Regions from separate parts of the Homo sapiens genome. Here region 2 is linked to region 1. A link is a contact called in ENCODE Hi-C or POLR2A ChIA-PET data. All regions are on one chromosome and are shown on one strand. The core of a region is the stretch at or near the end of the contact, and the rest is flanking DNA. Distances in the headings are between cores, read along the strand shown. Region 1 holds the start of SOD3 (superoxide dismutase 3). Region 2 has its middle 41 kb from the start of SOD3.

Region 1 (5,352 bases), core at 1,607-4,106:
TTCCTGTACGAAATGTACAAAGTTCTCTAGCAGAGAGCTCTTCCACGTGGGAAGAGTGCTTTTCAACGCACTTCCTAAAACTGGTGCTTGACAATGCTCATTTGACTTTCCAGTGTATTATACATTAACAAATGTGAAAAGAATAAGAGGTCAATTGTTCAATGTCTCGCTTGCATGGCAGTCACTGATGTTACAGAGATCACTGTGAAATGTGAACTCCTCTGACTCCTCTGTTACTTGTTTCTAACTTTGTTTTCATCTTCTCATTAGGTTAGGTGGTAGTAAAGCATAATGATTAAGAATCCAAGCTTAGGAATCAAAGTCCTAGGGTTGAATCTTGACTTTGCCATTTTCTACCTCTCCAACCTGGGGTCCATTACCTTTTCTTACTGGACTTTATTTTCTTATAAACAAAGTTGCCAAATTAATATCCACCCCACAAAAAGTATTGCAAGCATTAAATACGATACTATATGAGAAAGTGCTTCATAAAGTGTTCAGCTGCAACTTCAGAAAACTCAACCTAAACACCTTAAGCAAAATGAGAATGTATCGACTCATATAATGAAAATAGAGCATCTGAACCCATGCCAGTGGGTTCAGATTTCACTCTACCATTTTTTTTTTTTAGAGACAGGGTCTTGCTACATTGCCCAGGCTGGAGTGCAGTGGAATATTCACAGAAGTGATCATAGCACACTATAGCCTTGAATTCCTGGGCTCAAGCAACCTTCCTGCCTTAGCCTTCCTAGTAGCTGGGACTACACATGCGTATACCACTGCACTGAGCTCTCACTCTACTTTTATTCCACAGCCTTCTGCATTGGCCTTATCCTCAGACAGCTTCTCCCTTAGTGGAGCATGATGGCTGCAATAACTCCAGCCTTTTTTCTCCAGTTTCAAGTCCAGTAAGAAAGAGAGGATGCATCTCTTTCAACAGTCCCAGTGAAAAGTGGCATTGCATCTCATTGGCTCTGAAGGTGGATCATCCCTGAACCAGTGCAATAGTACGATTTATCATACCTAAGCCACAAGCTACCTCTGGAGCAGGAGATGAAGTCAACACCACCTGCTGGACTGAAAGTATAGTGGTTTCTCAGAAAGGAAATTGGGATGTTGTTACCAAAGGAAGAGGGAATGAATGTTGCCATGGTGGGGAGGTTGGGGGCGGTGGCGAGAAAAAGGCAGATTTCCTCTAGAATGCCATCAAAATGAAAGTAAATCTAGGCTTTAGCACAAGTCCTAGAATACCAGAACGGAGACGTGCTTTCTTGGACCTTAAACGAAATAAAATTAGGCCAAGTGAAGCAAGTGCCATTTAAAATAGTAGCTATGAATGTATATAATTAGGATTTCAAGAACTGAATGAAAATATAAATGTTTTAAAAATGGGAAGAAAGATTCACAATAAGGAACTAGACTGTTGCAGGGTGGGGGTGGGGTGGTGGGTGGCATGGGGAACTCTGAAAACTCATTAGTTGAGGATAACTACGCCTACCAACAGAATGCAGAGGTGCAAGACTGAGCTACTGGTGCCTGAGTTCTCAGCGGGCCAGAAGGAAGGACGGTAGGGTGGAAGGGCTGGAGTCTCAGTTCTGGGAAGTCTCCCTCTTATCTCGCAGAATGCCTGTCCCTGGATAAAGATCATTAGTTTGAGTTTTTCCAAGATGATTCTAGGAAGCTCCTGCTGGTAACTAAGTCACCCATCCTGGGGTGGGATCCAGAGATTTAGATTTTTTATAAGCTTTCCTGCCACCGAAACGGGTGTTTGGGACCTCACGAGGCCCTGTTCATTCTTCGTCGCTGCGCTCCCCACTCTGTACTGGATGCATTTACTGACGTTGTTGTCTCCGTCCCCAGAGTATGAACCCCCAAGGTGACTCATGCAGCTGTGGGTGCCCGGCATACAGCATGGTGACTGGAATGGATGAGCACCCAATAAACATTTGTTGCAGGAATGCAGGAGGACGGGCAGGCCAGCAAGCAGGCTGCCTGGTTTTTCCCACATGGGCTTTTCTGGGAAAGAAGAGCTTCTATTTTTGGAAAGGGCTGCTATGATTGAGAAAAGTTCATGGCAGCAAAAAAAGGACAGACGTCGGGAGGGAAACACTCCTAGTTCTCCCAGACAACACATTTTTTAAAAAGACTCCTTCATCTCTTTAATAATAACGGTAACGACAATGACAATGATGATTACTTATGAGTGCGGCTAGTGCCAGCCACTGTGTTGTCACTGGGCGAGTAATGATCTCATTGGATCTTCACGGTGGGCGTGCGGGGTGGACAGCCTCACACCCCCATTTTACAGATGATGAAAAGGAGGTGCAGGGAGTGGTGCAGCTGCTTCAGGCGTACACAGATAGGAAGTGACAAGGCTGGGACTCTGCAGCCTGAGTGTGTCATCACGACCCACCCGCTGCTCTGCTCTCATAGGTATGACAGCACAGCTCTGGAGCAAATGCCACGCACATTTGCAAGGTGCCCATTTCCATGCAGCAAAAATAAGTCAATAAGTTATTGACTTACAGAAAAGCAAAGGGCCTCTCAATAAAGAGGTCATTGTACACCTCTCCAAACAGGCGATTTTCTTTCTCATTTTTATTCCCCTGCTGTGTGCTGAAGGTCACTGGCTACAAGCCGGTGAAGTCGCGGAATGGAATCCTTGGCCCGAAAACCCAAAAATGGGAGGGGCAGAGGAGGTGGGGACAGAGCGGGAGGAGGTGGAGGCGAAGCAATTCTACAACCCGGGGAGGTCTGGCCTGCTTTTCCTCCCTGAACTGGCCCAATGACTGGCTCCCTCACGCTGACCACTCCTCTGGGCTGGCCTCCTGCACTCGCGCTAACAGCCCAGGCTCCAGGGACAGCCTGCGTTCCTGGGCTGGCTGGGTGCAGCTCTCTTTTCAGGAGAGAAAGCTCTCTTGGAGGAGCTGGAAAGGTGGGTGCTAAGTTGAGGTTCATTTTGTTCTTCTCGGAGTGTGCTTATTGAGTCTGAAGCTGGGTTGGGGCAACGGGCCTCTTCTTGGGAACAAATTGGATCATCTTCTTGGGAAGGAAATGTACTTTCCCTGGCTGCTCTGAGGGGTTAGTGGGGAGGTGGAGTGAGCGGGGAGGAAGGCAAGGAGGGGAGGAAGAAACCGTTCCTCCTGTGGATCTGCAAAGACCAGTCCAAGAGGATTTTAGTGTTAGGAAAAGGAATCTGGAGTGACGAGAAAGGGGGCCTTTCTAGATGTTGCATGGCTTTGGTGTCGGGAGCCACTTATGGGACAGCAGGTACTCTAAAAAGCCACCTCCTTAGGAAAGCAGAGAGGCCCTGGCCAGCTCAGGCTCCCAGCAAGAGCTCCTTCTAGGAGACAGCTGAGGGATGAAACACACCCAAGGCTCAAGAGGGGCAGGTTCTTCCCAGATACAGACCCAGGAAGGAGATAAAGGCTTGGTGCCTCTATTTGGTTCAGGATAAGGGCCCCTGTCCTCTTTCTCTGATAACACTGTCCTCTTTCTCTGATAACACCGTCCTCCCTTCCAGATCCACGTACAAAGGAGGCCCTTAAAAAGGCACTTGGTCATTCACAGCTCAAACTGAGCAAGAGGCTGTGGGAGAAGAATCAAGTTGGTCCCGAGGGGAAGAGGTGTCAAAGGCTTAAGAAACAAGAAGTCAGAGTTTACCTGGGTTTGAGGGAGAATTTTCTTTCCCCCTTTTCCTCCTCCTCCTCCTTCTTCTCTTTTTTTTTTTTTTTTTTTTTTTTTTGAGACATGGTCTCATTCTGTCACCCAGCACCCAGGCTGGAATGTAGTGGCACGATCACTATCACGGCTCACTACAGCCTCTACCTCCCGGGCTCAAGCGATCCTCCTACCTCAACCTCCTGAGTAACTGGGACTACAGGCACATGCCACCACACCCAGCTATTTTTTTTTTTTTTTTTTGCTAGAGATGGGGGTCTCTACCAGGTTGGTCTCATACTCTTGTACTCAAATGATTCTCCTGTCTCATCCTCCCAAAGGGGTGGGATTACAGGCATAAGCCACCATGCCTGGCTCTTCTTTTGGTTTCAGAGAAAAACATCTCCTTAAAATGTTTATTTCCCAAGGATTCTTGAAAAAGAAAGCTCACTGACACACCCAAAACAATCTGGTTTTGCTCTGTGCTTTTAGGGAGAACTTTCTAAGCAGCAGAGCCCTTCTGAGTGGCAGGGCTGTCTTAGGAGGAAGGTGTCTTTGATGATGGGGAACTTCATGTCCAGGTCTGGCAGGAGAGTTACCCCACTTTCCTGCCTACTCCCTGGGGCTTTGGGGTAGTAGTACCACATTGGGCCATGTCATTTAGGTGAGTCCTTCAACATCACTTTCTCTGCTTCTCCCTCTTTCTGGATCCTCCTTCTTGGAGCCTTTCAAGGGGACCTCCTCTCACAGTGTCCATAGCATCTCTTAGCTAATGGTCCTTAAAATCTCTACCAGCAGCTCTCTCTGATAGCTAAGAGCTGCCATTTACTGGGAACTTTCTATGTACTGGGCTCTGTGCTAAGTGCCCTAGATGAGAGATGTGCAGTGTGGTGCCTAAACCTTGGGCTTGGAGCAGACACACACTTTCAAATCCTGCCTTCAGCTCCTTAGTGAACATGTCACCTTGGGCGGGACACACGCCTCTCTGTGCCTCAGTTTCCTACACTTTAGAATGGGGATAACACTGAATAATGTTCTTGTGAGGATGCAGGGAATTAACCCACGCACAGTACTTATAATAGTGTCTGGCGCCTGTGTTCGATAAGTTTTAGCAATTCTAATCATCTCTTTTAAGCCTCGCAGCAAGCCTCTAAGGTAAGTCTGTATTAGTATCCCTATTTACAGATGAGAAAACTGAGGTTCACAGGGGATGAGACAGTGTACAGTCTGCAGTCCAGCAATTACTCTGCTACTCAGCAATAAAAATAGTAACAGCTAACCCTTAGACTAAGTGGCAGAGTCAGGCTTTAGATTCATGAGGTGAGTTCTGGAATCCATCCCTTTAATAACCACACTAAATTGCCTTTCTGAAATGGTTATATAAAGCATATCTACCCAATCTTGGAGTTTTTTAAATGGCACCTAGTTTGGTGCTGGAAATGCAGTTGACCTTCAAAGCAATTCTTTGGAGGCAGCATCAATCCCTCTGGAAATACCTCGGTGGCATGGCTGGCCTTATTCTACAGGTAAGGAACTTGAAGCTAAGCATCAGTAACCCCGTGAAGTCACAGTTAGTATAGGTTGGAATTGGGATTCAAATCTGTACCTGACTTTATAATTCCTAGCTGGGCCCCAGAATCTTTGATAGAGGTGTCTTCTTTCTTTTCTTTTCTTTCTTTCCTCTTTCTTTCC
Region 2 (5,352 bases), core at 740-3,239, 42 kb before region 1:
ATGATCTGGCCCCTGGTAGTAATTTCAGCTTCATCTCTTAAGACTTGGTTAGACTTGTCAGCTGCTAAAGTTACCACTGTCTGTCTCACCTCAGGGCCTTTGCACAGACAGCTTCCTTGAGCTAGAATACAAGCTGCCTCCCTTGGCCTGCCTAACACCAACTCATTCTCCAGGCCTCAGCTCAGCCACTCCTTCCTCCAAAGGGCCTTTTCTGATTGGTCCTGCTATTGCTTGGTTGGATATTTTCAGATTCTAGAAGAACATTGGTGCTACGAGGAACATGGTGTGGGAGGCTCTGTGTTGTAGTGGCATAAGCACTAGATAGGGAGTGAGAAGATGCCCCAGTGTCTGACACTGATGAAGTAGTGGAGTCCTGGGGAAGTCCTTCTTTCTCTTGGGCTCAGTTGCTCTGCCCACAGGATGAGGGAGTAGGGCTATGCCAGTCATTCTCATGAGGGAGTAGGGCTATGCTAGTCATTCTCATGAGACAGTAGGGCTACACCAGTGATTTTCATGGGGTAGTAGGGCTATGCCAATGGTGTCCATGGGGGAGTAGGGCTATGCCAGTCATTCTCATGAGGGAGTAGAGCTATGCCAGTCATTCTCACGGGGGAGTAGGGCTACACCAGTGATTTTCATGGGGGAGTAGGGCTATGTCAGTGGTTTTCATGAGGGAGTAGGGCTATGCCAGTGGTTCTCATGGGGAAGTAGGGCTATGTCAGTGGTTTTCATGAGGGAGTAGGGCTACGCCAGTGGTTCTCATGGGGGAGTAGGGCTATGTCAGTGGTTTTCATGGGGGAGTAGGGCTACACCAGTGGTTTTCATGGGGGAGTAGGGCTACGCCAGTGGTTCTCATGGGATAGCAGGGCTACACTAGAGGTTTTCATGGGGGAGTAGGGCTATGCCAGTGGCTTCCATGGGATCATAGGGCTATGTTGGTAGTTTTCAAACTATGTCCTTCAGAGCTCTAGGAATTCTGGAGAAAGCTGCGCAGGTGAGAAGGAAAAAGAGCAAAAACAACCTTTGGATCCCACTCCTAATTCTATTCAGGTCTTTTTCAATATCTGCATCATATATTGTGCTTTTATAAGAATTTGTTTTGGAAAAAAGAGGCATTAATAGCTTGAAAACATTAGAAAACCACTGATCTTTATAACTAGGATCTTGCCCAGCTCAAACATTCTGTTGTAACACAGACACCTCCAGCAGAGAAAGAGAGGGAGACAGCTGAGGGTACAAAGATGATTATGACGAAGTCTATGAGAGGACATGAGGAGAGGACATGAGCTGATGGCTTCGGCCCAGTCAAACCTGGCACAGGATCTATAAAAGTGAGAGGTTTTGCGATGAGACTGGACATTTTGGGTTTGGAGTCAAAAGAACTGGGCCTGCTGGACTCCAAACCAGTGACTTATACCCTTGATGCTCAGTGTAATTACCCGGGAGCTTTTGGAAAGCATTGATTCCAGAGTCCACTCCTCAAATAACTGAATGAATCTCTAGGGGAGGGCTGTGGCATCTGAACCCTGCAAAGGAGGAACTGTGATTGTCTTGCTCACCATCATAGTCCTGGTGCCCAGCATATACGATCAGTAGGTAATAAGTAACAGCAAATATTTGTTGAATAAATAAGCGCATTTCATATTAGCAACTGACAGGCTTATATCTTCTTACTCAGATTACTGAGACTTCCTGAGGCTCAGTTTTTTCATCTGTAAAATGAAAAAGTAATTTCTACTCAGAAGTGGTGCTATGAGAATTAGGGATAAGTCAGGTACCTTGCAGAGCATATGAGACATAGCAGTTGCTCTGTAAATGGTGCTACAACCATTAGTGACAATTGATATGACTAAGATTCAGACCAAAAAATACTGGGTTCCAATAAGGCTGCCTTGTATCAGTCAGGAGACTAAATTATTCTCTGATGACAAATATCCTCCAAGTCTCAGGGGCATAACACAGCAAATATTTATTTTACCTGCATTACTTGTCCATCAAGGTTGACTAGGGGTTGTCAGAGTCTCAGTCATATGGAACATTGCCAGTCACCATGACAGTCAAAAGGAATACCCTGGAGCTCCTTCCACTGGCAAGTCTGATCCCAGAAGTGACCCACAACTGATTAGTCAGAAGCAGTCACATGGTTGCATCAACCACTGGGACCCAGCAAGTACAATCACACTATGCCCAGAAGGCAGAGAACTGAAACTTACATTGATGAGCAATGAGAAAGATAGCACCGTAGCTCTATAGAAGTCATGCATGACTCTATATACACTTAACTTCCAACAATGACAGCAGGAATCAACAACAGCTTGAGGCACAAAGTGCTTTGGGCATTTACTGTGTTTTGATACCCATTATTAATTCTTCTTTTTCTCTTTCTTTTTCTTTCTTTCTTTCTTTCTTTTTTTTTTTTTTTGGGACAGAGTCTCGCTCTGTCACCCAGGCTGGAGTGCAGTGGCACGATCTCGGATGACTGCAACATCTGCCTCCTGGGTTCAAGCGAGTCTCCTGCCTCAGCCTCCCTAGTAGCTGGGATTATAGATATGCACCACCACACATGGCTAATTTTTGTGTTTTTTAGTAGAGACAGGGTTTCATCATGTTGTCCAGGCTGGTCTCGAACTCCTGACCTCAAATAATCTGCCTGCCTTGGCCTCCCAAAGTGCTGGGATTACAGGTGTGAGCCGCCATGCCTGGCCTCTTTCTTTTGGAATCATCACTCAACTATAATGTTTAAACCACTTCATGAGATAAAATTTATATGCCAGAAACTTCACCTGTTTTAAAGGTACGATTCAATGATTTTTGTAAATGTTAGAGTTGTGGGACCGTCACCAAAATTCAGCATTTCCAGCACCCCAGAAATGTTCCTCATGTTTATCTGAAGTCAATCCCCACTCACACACCCAACATCATGCAAGTGTTAATCTGTTTTCTGTCTGTACATATATATCTTTTCTGAACATTTCATACAAATGAAATCATGCGATACATAATCTTTTGTGTCTGGCTTCCTGCTTCTGATGATGTTTTAAAGGGTCATTTGTGTTATCATAAGAGTTTCAAAGGTTTTGGAGGCTGATCAAGGAAAAAGATATGACCACGAGATGCAGTAATACATAACAAGCTTTATTGGGTGGTGTCTAGACAGGGTGGCCTAAGAAGGGAGTCCCTTACAGGATGAAACCCGAAGTTTATGGCTCTGAGGTCATCATCTAGGAAGGAAGTAGAGCAAGGGAATTCCTGAAGAGAAGCAGCAACAGAGAGAGGCTTGTAATAAGTTTTGAAGTGAAAGTTCTCCCACATTGTTCTTTTTTGAAATTGTTCTGGCCATTCTGGGACCTTTGCTTTTTCATATACATTTTAAGATAAGCGTGTCAATTTCTGAAAAGTACTCTGGCATTTTTATAGGGATTGTGTTGAATCTGTAGATTTGCATGGAGATGTGTGACTCCTTAACAATATTGGGTCTTCTGATCCAAGAACATAGAATGTCTCTTCATGTATTAAAATCTTTCTTATTTTCTCTCAGCAATGCTTTGTAATTTTCAGTGTGCAAGTCTTGCACTTTATTGGTAAGCTTATTTCAAAATACTCTAGTCTTTTTGATGCTATTGTGAAGGAAATTTTATTTTCATTTTGTAGATTGTTATGTGTATTATTATGTAGAAATACAATTGATTTTTATATATTGATCTTCTGTCCTGCAACTTGCTGTACTCATATATTCATTCTAGTAGTTTAAAAATAATTGGAGTGGATTCCTTAGGATTTTCTCCCCATACGATCATGTAATTTTTAAATAAAGACCATTTTATTCTTCCTTTCTAATCGGAACCATTTCAATGAAAAATATTTTTCTTACTTTACTAGCTAGAACCTCTAGCCACAATGTTAAGTAGAAAGTGGTGAGAGACATCTTGCTTTGTTCCTGATCTTGAGGGGAGAGCACTAGATCTTTCACTATTAAATATGATATTAGCTGTAAGATTTTTATAGATGCCCTTTATCAGGTTGAAAAGTTCCTTTCTATTCCTAGTTTGTTGAAAATGTTTTACTTGAATGAGTGCCGGATTTTGTTAAATGCTTTTTATGTATGTGTTGAGATAATTGTGTAGCTTTTGTCCTTTATTCTATTAATATAGTGCATTACACTAATTAATGTTCAGATATTAAACCAGTCTTGCAATACTGAGATAAACCCCACTCAGTCATGGTATATAATTCTTTTTATATGTTTCTGGATTCATTTTACTAATATTTTGTTGAGGAGTTTTTTATCTATATTCATGTGACTATTAGTCTGTAGTTTTATTTCCCTGTAATATGTTTGACTAGCATCAGGGTAATGCTTGCTTCATAGAATTCTTTGGAAAGTGTTTCCATTCTACATTTTCTGGAAGGATTTGTATTTTTATTATTTAAATATTTGATAGAATTCACCAATAAAGCTATCTGTCTCTGGGGTTTTCTTTGTGAAGAGATTTTAAATTCAATTTCTTTTCTTGTTATAGGTCTATTCATATGTTTTTATTTCTTCTTGAGTCCATTTGATAATGTGCATCCTTTAGTTTCATTTAAGTTACATTTAAGTTACCTAATTTGTTTCCATAACATTGTTGACACTAATCCCTTCTAATTATTTTAATTTCTGTAGGATAGGTAGTGATATTCCCCTCTTTCAGTCCTGATTTTTGTCATTTGTGTCTGTCTCTTTTTTCCCCTAGTCAGTCTAGTTAACAATTTGCCAATTCTACTGATTTTTTCCATGGAGCAAATTTTTCGTTTCATTGATTTTTCAGGATTATTTTGTTTCTATTTCACTGATTTTTACTGTAATTTTTATTATTTCCTTTCTTTGCATGCTTTGGGTTTACTTTCATCCTTCATTCTTGTTTCTTAAGATGAAAGCTTAAGTATTGATCTGAGATCTTTCTTTTTCTACTAACATAGGCATTTAAAGCTATAAATTTTCCTGTTGGTACTGCTTTAGCTGTACTTAATAAATTTTTGATATGTTGTGTTTTCATTTTCATTTACTTAAACACATTTTTCAACTTCCTTTGTGATTTTTTCTTTGACTCATTGGTTATTTTGAAGTGGATTGTTAATTTTCAAATATTTGTGAATTTCCCAATTTTCTCTGTTGAGGACATCTAATTTAATTTCTTGTGGTCAGATGTTTCTCCCCCAGCACCTTCAGTATGTCCTCCCACTGTCTTCTGGCCTCCTCTGTTTCTGATAAGGAGTCAGCTGTTAATTGTATTGTCCCGCTGTACATGACGAGTTATTTTTCTCTTGCTGTTTTCAAGCTTGTCTTTAGCTTTCAACAGTTTATATATTGTG

What was found. A loop is a pair of places that touch in the nucleus more often than their neighbours do. ChIA-PET counts read pairs that join two places held with the same protein, here RNA polymerase II (POLR2A).
Region 2: a loop to region 1 is called in a map of PC-3, with 5 times the contacts of the local background. The contact joins the enhancer-like site here to the promoter of SOD3 in region 1. A Hi-C loop is called at or near these places in 5 of 168 maps with a recorded cell type or tissue (Calu3, PC-3, endothelial cell of hepatic sinusoid and 2 more). POLR2A ChIA-PET finds 5 or more read pairs at or near these places in 2 of 52 experiments (BJ and H1).

What each region holds. Positions count from the first base shown.
Region 1 is chr4:24,792,717-24,798,068 of GRCh38, forward strand. SOD3 (superoxide dismutase 3) reads left to right here and starts at 2,857. Exons shown (of 2, transcript NM_003102.4): 1 at 2,857-2,935.
Region 2 is chr4:24,751,607-24,756,958 of GRCh38, forward strand. No RefSeq gene overlaps it. Among named protein-coding and RNA genes, the nearest start is that of SOD3, 41 kb to the right of the region's middle. Within about 2 kb of position 1,990, at least 3 of the 41 ENCODE cell types and tissues checked have a DNase peak (open chromatin) inside an H3K27ac peak, as active enhancers do; they include PC-3, where a contact is called at or near this core.